Regions from separate parts of the Homo sapiens genome. Here region 1 is linked to region 2. Evidence: chromatin contacts called from ENCODE Hi-C or POLR2A ChIA-PET data. All regions are on one chromosome and are shown on one strand. Each heading gives the region's core, a stretch centred on a gene start or an enhancer-like site at or near the end of the contact. The rest is flanking DNA. Distances are from core to core; before and after follow the strand shown. Region 1 overlaps MTMR3 (myotubularin related protein 3). Region 2 overlaps NF2 (NF2, moesin-ezrin-radixin like (MERLIN) tumor suppressor).

What was found. A loop is a pair of places that touch in the nucleus more often than their neighbours do. ChIA-PET counts read pairs that join two places held with the same protein, here RNA polymerase II (POLR2A). Pooled maps may share reads with other maps.
Region 1: a map of PC-9 shows a loop between it and region 2 (7-fold over the local background). The contact joins two enhancer-like sites. A Hi-C loop is called at or near these places in 48 of 168 maps with a recorded cell type or tissue (A673, B cell, CD14-positive monocyte and 40 more), 34 of 37 single-sample maps with no recorded cell type and 41 of 50 pooled maps. POLR2A ChIA-PET finds 5 or more read pairs at or near these places in 1 of 52 experiments (CD4-positive, alpha-beta T cell).

Annotation. Positions count from the first base shown.
Region 1 is chr22:30,000,960-30,007,267 of GRCh38, forward strand. MTMR3 (myotubularin related protein 3) reads left to right here. Exons shown (of 20, transcript NM_021090.4): 9 at 1,921-2,034; 10 at 6,155-6,308. MIR6818 (microRNA 6818) reads left to right here and starts at 6,090; the gene lies at 6,090-6,154. Within about 2 kb of position 2,077, at least 2 of the 41 ENCODE cell types and tissues checked have a DNase peak (open chromatin) inside an H3K27ac peak, as active enhancers do.
Region 2 is chr22:29,639,567-29,642,425 of GRCh38, forward strand. NF2 (NF2, moesin-ezrin-radixin like (MERLIN) tumor suppressor) reads left to right here. Exons shown (of 16, transcript NM_000268.4): 4 at 2,636-2,719. Among named protein-coding and RNA genes, the nearest start is that of NF2, 37 kb to the left of the region's middle. Within about 2 kb of position 1,610, at least 2 of the 41 ENCODE cell types and tissues checked have a DNase peak (open chromatin) inside an H3K27ac peak, as active enhancers do.

The DNA.
Region 1 (6,308 bases), core at 827-3,326, 360 kb after region 2:
ACAGACTTGTTGGAAAATAATCCCCAATTCGGCTTTTAAAAATTAACTTCTTGAGAGGCCAAGATAGAGGATTGATTAAGCCCAGGAGTTTGAGACTAGGCTGGGCAACATAGTGAGACCTCATCTCTACAGAAAATTTCTTAAAAATTTGGCCAGGCATGGTGGCTCATTCCTCTAATCCCAGCACTTTGGGAGGCCGAGGCGGGTGGATCACGAGCTCAGGAGATCGAGACCATCCTGGCTAACACAGTGAAACCCCGTCTCTACTAAAAATACAAAAAAATTAGCCAGCGTGGTGGCGGGCGCCTGTAGTCCCAGCTACTCAGGAGACTGAGGCAGGAGAATGGCGTGAACCCGGGAGGTGGAGCTTGCAATGAACCGAGATCATGCCACTGCATTCCAGCCTGGGCGACAGAGCGAGACTCCATCTCAAAGAAAAAAAAATTAGTTGGGCATGGTGGTGCATGCCTGTAGTCCCAGCTACTGGGGAGGCTGAAGTAGAAGAGTTGTTTGAGCCCAGGAGGTCGAGGCTGCTGTGAGCCATGACCGCTCCACTGCTCTCTAGCCCGGGTAACAGAACAACTGTCTCAAGGAGTTTACCAGTTATACCTCAGAACCAGTCTTTAGGATGTTATCACCACCATAAAACAAAATGGGGGGTGGTGGGAAACAACAGGATGTTGAAAGTTCTTCCTACTACAAAGGTAGAAGAGTGAGAGCCAAGTTTACTCTTGAGTTTAATACATAATAAAGGGAATGAGATTCATGGTTAGATATTAACCATCATTACTGGCTCCCAGCTTATTTTTAGGAGTTTGTGAATAGGTGTTAGGAAGTTTGTATAGCTACTCTTAGTCATAGCCATTCTCTTTTGTTCAGTGGCTTTTAAATTCCTGAAAATTCCAGAAGTCTCCTCTTCTGGAAATTGAGGAGAGATTTAGTGCAAAATGATCAAAACCCCCAAATCCTAAGCCATTTTGTGTTTTTCTGCGCTTTCTGCTATGTATAGGATAGGCTAGGGCAGGGGGTTGGTGGTGTTGGTGGAGTTTGTGTGTTTTAGGATTTGGATTAAAGGCCTTATTGCCTTCACTATTGAAAAAAGAAGATTGGATTATCCAGAGAGAGACATTGTCCTGTAAGTAAAAATCTATCGGAAGTATTGCTTCCTAGGATACCGGCTTGACTGTAGCTGGGATCTTCCCTAATTAAAAGAAAGCTTATCCCCCCGCCCCCAGTATAATTTGTTCTGAAGTATGTTTTATGGAAATTATGGTTAATAGCTTAGTCACATTACTAACCTGGTTCAATGGGACTGAGGCTGTGTATGCAGATAGACTGGCTTGTGTTGGTTTTGCATACCCATGGCTGCACCTGTTACCTATAAGGATGACACCCTGTTTGGTTCAAATCAAAGAATGAGTTAATCCTGTGAAGTCTCTGGAAACTTGCAATTGTGGGCTTTTTTCCTTCCCTGAGGGTCTGGTAGAACTGACACGGACTCTCAGTTCTGTAATTGGACTGGGCGCTCATGTAGTTAGAAATAACCTATGTACTTGTTACAGCAGAAGAGTTGTAATGGAGTATAAAGAGCTGACCCTCGACTCCCCTTTTTTTCATTGATAGTTAAGATTGCCAGATTCCCAAAAGGTAGCATCAAGTGGAACAATTCAAGATAGTATCATTTGTTGTATACACATAAGTAAACATTTAAGGCAACAAAACAAAACAAAACACACTTATGGTAACCCATTCTGTTGAGGAGTCCAAAACTCGAATAAAGCGCCTCATTGCCTTTAACTGGTTCTGTGGCAGTGAGATCATCATCCTTATGCTGGCTCACCTAGTGTCTCTCTCTCTCTCCCGTTTTCTCTCTCCCTCTCTTATCCCCTTGACTCTCCCCACTTCTCATCTTCTCTTTAGATTATGTGGTAGCTATCCTCAAGAGCTCATAGTGCCTGCCTGGATCACTGACAAAGAACTGGAAAGTGTATCAAGTTTCAGGTCCTGGAAGCGCATCCCTGCCGTCATCTACAGGTAAGTTAAACTGGACCAGTCCCAGCTTGGGCTGGTGCTGCTGCCTGCTGCATATGGTCTGCTGCCTCTGCTGCTGCTAACCTGGGAAGGGTGGGGAGAGTTCAGAGAACTTTCTAGGCAAGGCTGTACTTCCTTATTGTTAAAGCTTCTCCTCCAGTAACACATCAGTACTGACTGCATTCAGAACACTAGCTGGTTGTTCATTTGAAACAGATAAGAAAGTTTTAGTTGTAAAGTGGCTGGACTTGCTATTTCAATATCCTTCTTACATTCTGTGAGAAGATAATGTGCTTACTAAGCATTTAGCTTCAGCTGTTAGCAGGGCTTTTGGATTGAGAGATGAGTCTTAGAAAGTGATCTTTGGGAATATAGGGTCGAGTTGGCTCTGATTGTCTTTGTGGTTGAAACTTTGACATGTGGAAGAACTCTGTTTCGAGAGGAAGCATTTAGAGAAGAAGACTGAGGCATGACTAGATAGAAGATTTCAGTGATCAGAGGCATGAGAGCCATGGGATGCAAGTTCTAGATGGGGATGGTGGCATGGTGATGGAGCACAGATTTTGGAATCACAGATCTGAATTCAGGTATATTCTTAGACTTCTTGCTAAGGCACCTTGAATAAGTTCCCTAACTGACCTCAGTCTGTTCCTAATGAATACAATGGGAATGGTAGTTCTTATTTTGTAGATATGTTCTGATTCTAAATGAGGGGCTATAAACACTGAGCTTCTGTACCAGCATTTGGAATAGGTTAAATCTCTTGAGTGCTGCTTTTGTAATTCATTGAATATCTTAGTTCTCACAGAATCCTATTAAATTTTAAAGAAGTCCTTCCTTCTTATTCTGGAAATGTTTTGGATGTCATCTCTTTGTAATGTTTACATTCTCCATTTCATTTTCCCAGTTTGCCGGCTTTTTGGACTCTCCCTGAGTTGGGCCAATCCAGTGGCTTACAGTTAGAAACTTCATTCCACTGAAATATTGAGATTGTAGGAAGGGATTTGTCTCCTTGTGGAATTCCTACAGAGGTAACCAGCTTGTTCATTTAGTCTACTAAAGGCAAACTCTGATGCCCACTCTGAATGGAGAGAGATGGAAAAGTATTTGCTCTGGCCCAGTGGAACTCATTACGTTTTTAATCTCAATTCTCATCACTGTTGTTTTCAGACACCCCTAGAAAAGTCAGTCACCAAATTTACCTGTCATTCAAGTGGTAAGGATGCTACAGGAACTAGAGAGTAGTGAAAGCTGAAGGGATTTATGAGTCTTATCAATGATCAGCTCAGCTGGAATGGGGAAAGCAGCCAGTTGCTGCTCTGGCCAACAACTGTGTTAGGTCAGCAGCCCTGGCATCTGTGGGGCTTGCTGACTTTGACCAAAAGGGGGAAGGTACTCTTATTTGCAAAATAAGAGGCTTTAGGTGAATTCTCCCTTTGGGAAGAGAAGCTTAAGAGGGCTGGTTGAAGAAAAACTTCCTTTTTTTCTAAATTTTATTCTAGAGGGCATGCACCTTCTAAAATTAATTCTAGAGGGCATGCACCCTAGGTTTTCCCCCCCTTTTTCTAGAGATACAAGAGGATATATAAATGAAAAATTTTATTTGCAGTTTTTCAGAGAAAGTCTTTCAAAAGATCACAAAGTTCTTGGTGTAGTCATCCATGCAAAATCAGGCAGGTTTCCTGGAACTGGGCTCTGTCTCAGAACATGTGTCTTGTATCGCTGAGATGCAGACTGGGTTGCTGTAGTATTTGGGAGCTTTGTAAGGGGCGTGTGGAAGAATCGGATCCTCCACCATGCTCTGCTTTGCCAGCCTAGGTGGCAGGATGCCTGGAACTCTTGACATCCATTTCCTGAATTTAGTTGTCTGTAGATTGGGTCATGATTCCTGAGGTTGCCAGCAGCAGTTACTTGACAGCACCATGCTGAACCAGCGCTTGATTAGGGCTTTGTCCTACTGTGATGAGAGAGCACTTAATTGGATTTATAACTGAAGGTAGAGATTGCTCTAACATAGCAAGATGATGTAAAGGGCACCCATCTGTAGTGCAGTTCACAGCTTTTTCCTTTGTGCATGTGGTGATTATTCTAAACTCCTAGTTACTTAAGGGAGCTTGCCTAAATCTAAGTTGAGGTTACTTAAGACAATTCTGTTCCTATATAAAATTGAAGCATTCTGTGTTTTAGTAGGGAGGGCTTTATCTGTTGGACATCATAATTTTTATACTTTGCCTGGTTCTGTTAGTGATAGAAATGCATTCCTTTAGTGATTTTTAACTGTAGTGTTTGAATTATCTTTCATGTAGTCTGAAGCATTTTAGAAGACTGCAGAAAACATAATTGTTTATTGCAATAGTCCAGTTGAAATCTAATAGCTACTATAATGCAGTGTCCCCTAAAACCCAAGATCCAGGCTGAAGAGCGCCATCTACTGCTCCTCTTGGGCACTGCTGGGAAGCATTGAAGAAGAGGAGGATGTTCAGGAAAGGCCCAACCAGCCTCTTGTGCAGGGTTTGGAGTCATTCAGCTCAGTGGTTGCCTGTTATTTGCTAGGAGACATTTTATAAAGAATCATTGAGGTTTTATTTCTATTTTGGCCCCATTCAGCACGTGAGCCAGTTGAGCATGTTGGCAATACACAAGTACTTACAGCTACTTGTCTCCCAGGGAGGGAGGCTTTAAAAACTACAAGCAAACTGGTGATTTCAGTGGAATTTGATTAGTGCCAAATTTAACTTATTTGTGAGTTTTAGGAGTAAAAACAAATTACAGTACATTTTCATCGTCCCAAAAAACCCATTCACAGGGCACCCAGCCACCCTAGCCCTGAATAATTAAGATGTCCAATGGATGAAGCCCCTGCTAGTAAAACATAGAGTGCTTCAGTTTTATATAGAAACATACTCGTTTTAAGTAACCCCAACTTAGAATTAGGCAAGCTCCCTTAAGTAACTACGAGTTTATAATAGTCACTACATGCAGAAATCTACTTCCATCTTTATAGATTCGCCTATTCTGGATACTTCATGTTAATTGTCGTACAATAAGTTGCCTTTTGTGACTGACTTCTTTCACTTGTCATAACATATTTGAGGTTCATCAGTGTCCTAGCCTGTATCAGAACTTTATTCCTCTTTACTGCCAAGTAATAGAATTTTTCTAACTTTTTATCAGTTAAAATTGCCTAACTAGGAAAAGTCTGGGTTTTAATAGCACCTTAAAGTAGACTGTGATTTCTGGTCTGTCTTATTGGAAAAGGATATGTCAGAGTATGGTTTTCTGAGGTTGATGCTCTTCTTCTCTTTCTTAAGAGCCCTAGGAAGGGTAGCTGGCTCATTGAGCTATCTGCCTATTATAAGAGCAGTCTGTGACTCATGAAATCTCAGGAGATTTTGTAAAGCAGTTCACTGTGGGCCAGGTAAATGTTTTATTCCCAGAGGCGGGCTCTTGGTTCAGCATTAAGAAGGTAGCAGATTTCACTATTGGGTAGCAGAATTAGTGTAGTACCTATAGATTTAAGTTACGAATATTGATTTATTTTCACTAAGAGTACACATTAATTCTTTTTTGTTTTTTGGAAATGGGGTCTTGCTCTGTCACCCAAGCTGGAGTGCTGGAGTGCAGTGGCACAATCATAGCTTTCTGCAACTTCAGCCTTCTGGGTTCAAGGGATCCTTCCACCTCAGCCTCCTGAGTAGCTGCGACTACAGGCATGTGCTACCATGCCTGGCTAATTTGTAAAAACTTTTTTGTAAAGATGGGGTCTTGCTATGTTGCTCAGGCTGGTCTTGAACTCCTGGGCTCAAGTGATCCTCCTGCCTCAGCCTCTCAAAGTGCTGGGATTGCAGAGTGAGCCTCCATGCCTGACCCCTGTTAGTCATTTTTTTGGGTAACTTTACAGGGATCTCCGTGATGTTATGGTAATTGAGAAAGACACACAGGTTTTGTTGTTTGTTCTTGTTGGTTGTGTAAGATTTCTACCCTCTTTAATACTGAGAGGACTTGAAGCTGACCCAACACTTACCTAGAATTAGACTGTTCATTAAGGCACTTAAAATCTATTTTGTGTGAGTACAGAGAGCATCTGAATGGGTACAGTTGTTGTCTCTTGTTCCTCACACAGGCACCAGAGCAATGGAGCTGTCATTGCCCGCTGTGGACAGCCAGAGGTTAGCTGGTGGGGCTGGCGAAATGCAGATGATGAGCATCTGGTACAGTCAGTAGCCAAAGCTTGTGCCTCTGACTCCCGATCGAGTGGCAGCAAGCTGTCAACTAGG
Region 2 (2,859 bases), core at 360-2,859:
CAAAAGTTTAAAATCTGCTCTCATTAAGAGAGGACTGGCCGGGCATGGTGGCTCAGGCCTGTAATCCCAGCACTTTAGGAGGCCGAGGCGGGCAGATCACAAGGTCAGGAGATCGAGACCATCTGGCTAACATGGTGAAACCCCGTCTCTACTAAATATACAAAAATTAGCCGGGTGTGGTGGCAGGTGCCTGTAGTCCCAGCTACTCGGGAGGCTGAGGCAGGAGAATCACTTGAACCTGGAAGATGGAGGTTGCAGTGAGCCAAGATCGCGCCACTGCACTCCAGCTTGGGCAACAGAGTGAGGTTCCGTCTCAAAAAAAAAAAAAAAAAAAAAAAAAAGGACTTCAGCCGGGCGGGTTGGCTCACCCCTGTAATCCCAGCACTTTGGGAGGCTGAGGCGGGCAGATCACGAGGTCAGGAGTTCAAGACCAGCCTGACCAACATGGTGAAACTCCATGTCTACTAAAAATACAAAAATTAGCCAGGCATGGTGATGCATGCCTGTAATCCCAGCTACTCAGGAGGCTGAGGCAGGAGAATCACTTGAACCCAGGAGGCGGAGGTTGCAGTGAGCCAAAATTGAGTCACTTCACTCTAGCCTGGGTGACAGAGTGAGACTCTGTCTTAAAAAAAAAAAAAAAAAAAAAAAAAGAGGACTTCAGAGCTCTAGTGACACTTGGTTTGTCCCCCATATGTGGTACTTCAGACATCGTGCTTCATGCTATGCTGTGTCTCTAATTGTCCTATTTCTTCCTTAATTCCTCATTAGATTGTAAGCCCCTTAAAGGCAAGCCTCATTAAGTACACAGTAGGCATTCCATAAGTAATTGTCCCACCGAATTGAAGAAATTAAGAAATTCACAATTACAGGTTGACCATCCAGAGGCACAGGGAGGGGAACTGGTCTGAGGATGAAAACCTTATCAGTTTCACTTATGTTCTTACTGCAGGTCAGAGTGGCTCCCCAGTTTCATGGCCAGTTGCAGTGATTGGCACTGGGGCTATTTGTGTGCTCAAAGGTTTCAGTAATGTAAAAGATGGCAGTAGGGGCATTAATTACATGATTTCCCAGAGATAGTTGGGTAGTCTGTCACATAGCCCTCCTGTAATTAATTTCAGCCTCAGTATATTGTGGTCAGCAAATATTAAGTTAAATATAATAAAACCCCCTAAATTCTTTTTAAAAAAGGTCTGGGGGGCGTGTGTGTGTGTGTGTGTGTGTGCACGCGCAAAAGAGGTGACAAATTTATTTCTGATGTTTGCAGATCAAAGGGACACTCTTAGGCTGGGCGTGGTGGCTCATGCCTGTAATCCCAGCAATTTGGGAGGCCGAGGCGGGTGGATCACCTGAGGTCAGGAGTTTGAGACCACCCTGACCAACATGGAGAAACCCCGTCCCTACTAAAAATACAAAATTAGCCGGGCATGGTGGCACATGCCTGTAATCCCAGCTACTTGGGAGACTGAGGCAGGGGAATCACTTGAACCCGGGAGGTGGAGGTTGCAGTGAGCCGAGATTGCGCCATTGCACTCCAGCCTGGGCAACCAGAGTGAAACTCCTTCTCAAAAGAAAAGGGATGTTCTTGCAGTTTTTCTATAGCGTTGCTTTTTCCCCCCTCTCTTTGGAAATGAAACCAAGGGATTAGAAAGTTGCACTGCTTGAGAAACATCTCAGGTTTCATTTTCTCTCTAAGAATGTAAAATCACTTTTAAAACCTAAGAAGAATTTTTGTGTTTGAACGTAAACACCTAACAATCTCCTAGGTCCCAGAATGTCCTAATGTTATAGAAATGGCTTTCTTGTAAGTACTTGGAAGCACTGCCTGTCTCTTGTGTGACTGACTTGATTTTCCCCATACTGAAATGTTAAGGCATTTTTATGACTGAGCAAGGCAAAATTTACTGCTTTTATGAATCCGGTGACTGTTGACATCTGTGAGAGGAGAGCTGGCTTTCCTGCTGTGTTTATTTCAGTGTCCCCCTGCCACGTCATGCAGTTGTCTTGCTTCTGTGTCTGGAACATCCCAAGTTGCACCATTCTAAGAAAATTAAGTGCAATGAAATATGTTAATTCAACATTATGGCTTAAGAATTATATTTCCTGGACCTCACGTGTACTTAAAAGTTGAATCGATCAAATTTTATTGCTTCCTTTTCCCTTAGAGCAGCACGTTGAGAGTGATGGTTTTTTCTGCAATCATAACTCAGTGGCCTTGGTGACTTTTGTCTTGTGTTAATACTTAAAAGTAGATCCATTTCCTCTGGGGCCATGCATATTCAAAGGGGCTGAGGCTGTAGTCATCCCCAGAGCTGCTCTTGACACTTCTTGAGTTCATAGCGCTCTGTCACACAGCCTCTGTTGTAACTACAGAGACCGTTTTTACTCTTCAGCATTGATCATGAAGAGAAGAGATAAGGGGTTTTTATGCATAGCCGTCATACCAGTAACTTCTGTGACTGAACTCTCCACCTGTCTGCATCAGTAAAAAAAAAATTGTACCCTTTGTCAGAAAATTATTAACAGGCTGCTCTGGCAGCCCTCATTAGAACGCCGTGAGGCCATCTGTTGTGATCAGCCTACACACCTCACTTCCACTCACAGAGTATCATGTCTCCCTTGTTGCTCCTTTCAGGTAAAGAAGCAGATTTTAGATGAAAAGATCTACTGCCCTCCTGAGGCTTCTGTGCTCCTGGCTTCTTACGCCGTCCAGGCCAAGGTAGGCTCAAAGAAGAAAAATGTATTTTTCCTGGGCGTTAATTTGGGTCATGGGATCACTCCTATCTTCTCTTTCTTTGGGTTTTCTGTACTTCAGAGAGACTTGCCCCAGAAAGTGAGATGTTATGGGACTTGTGGACT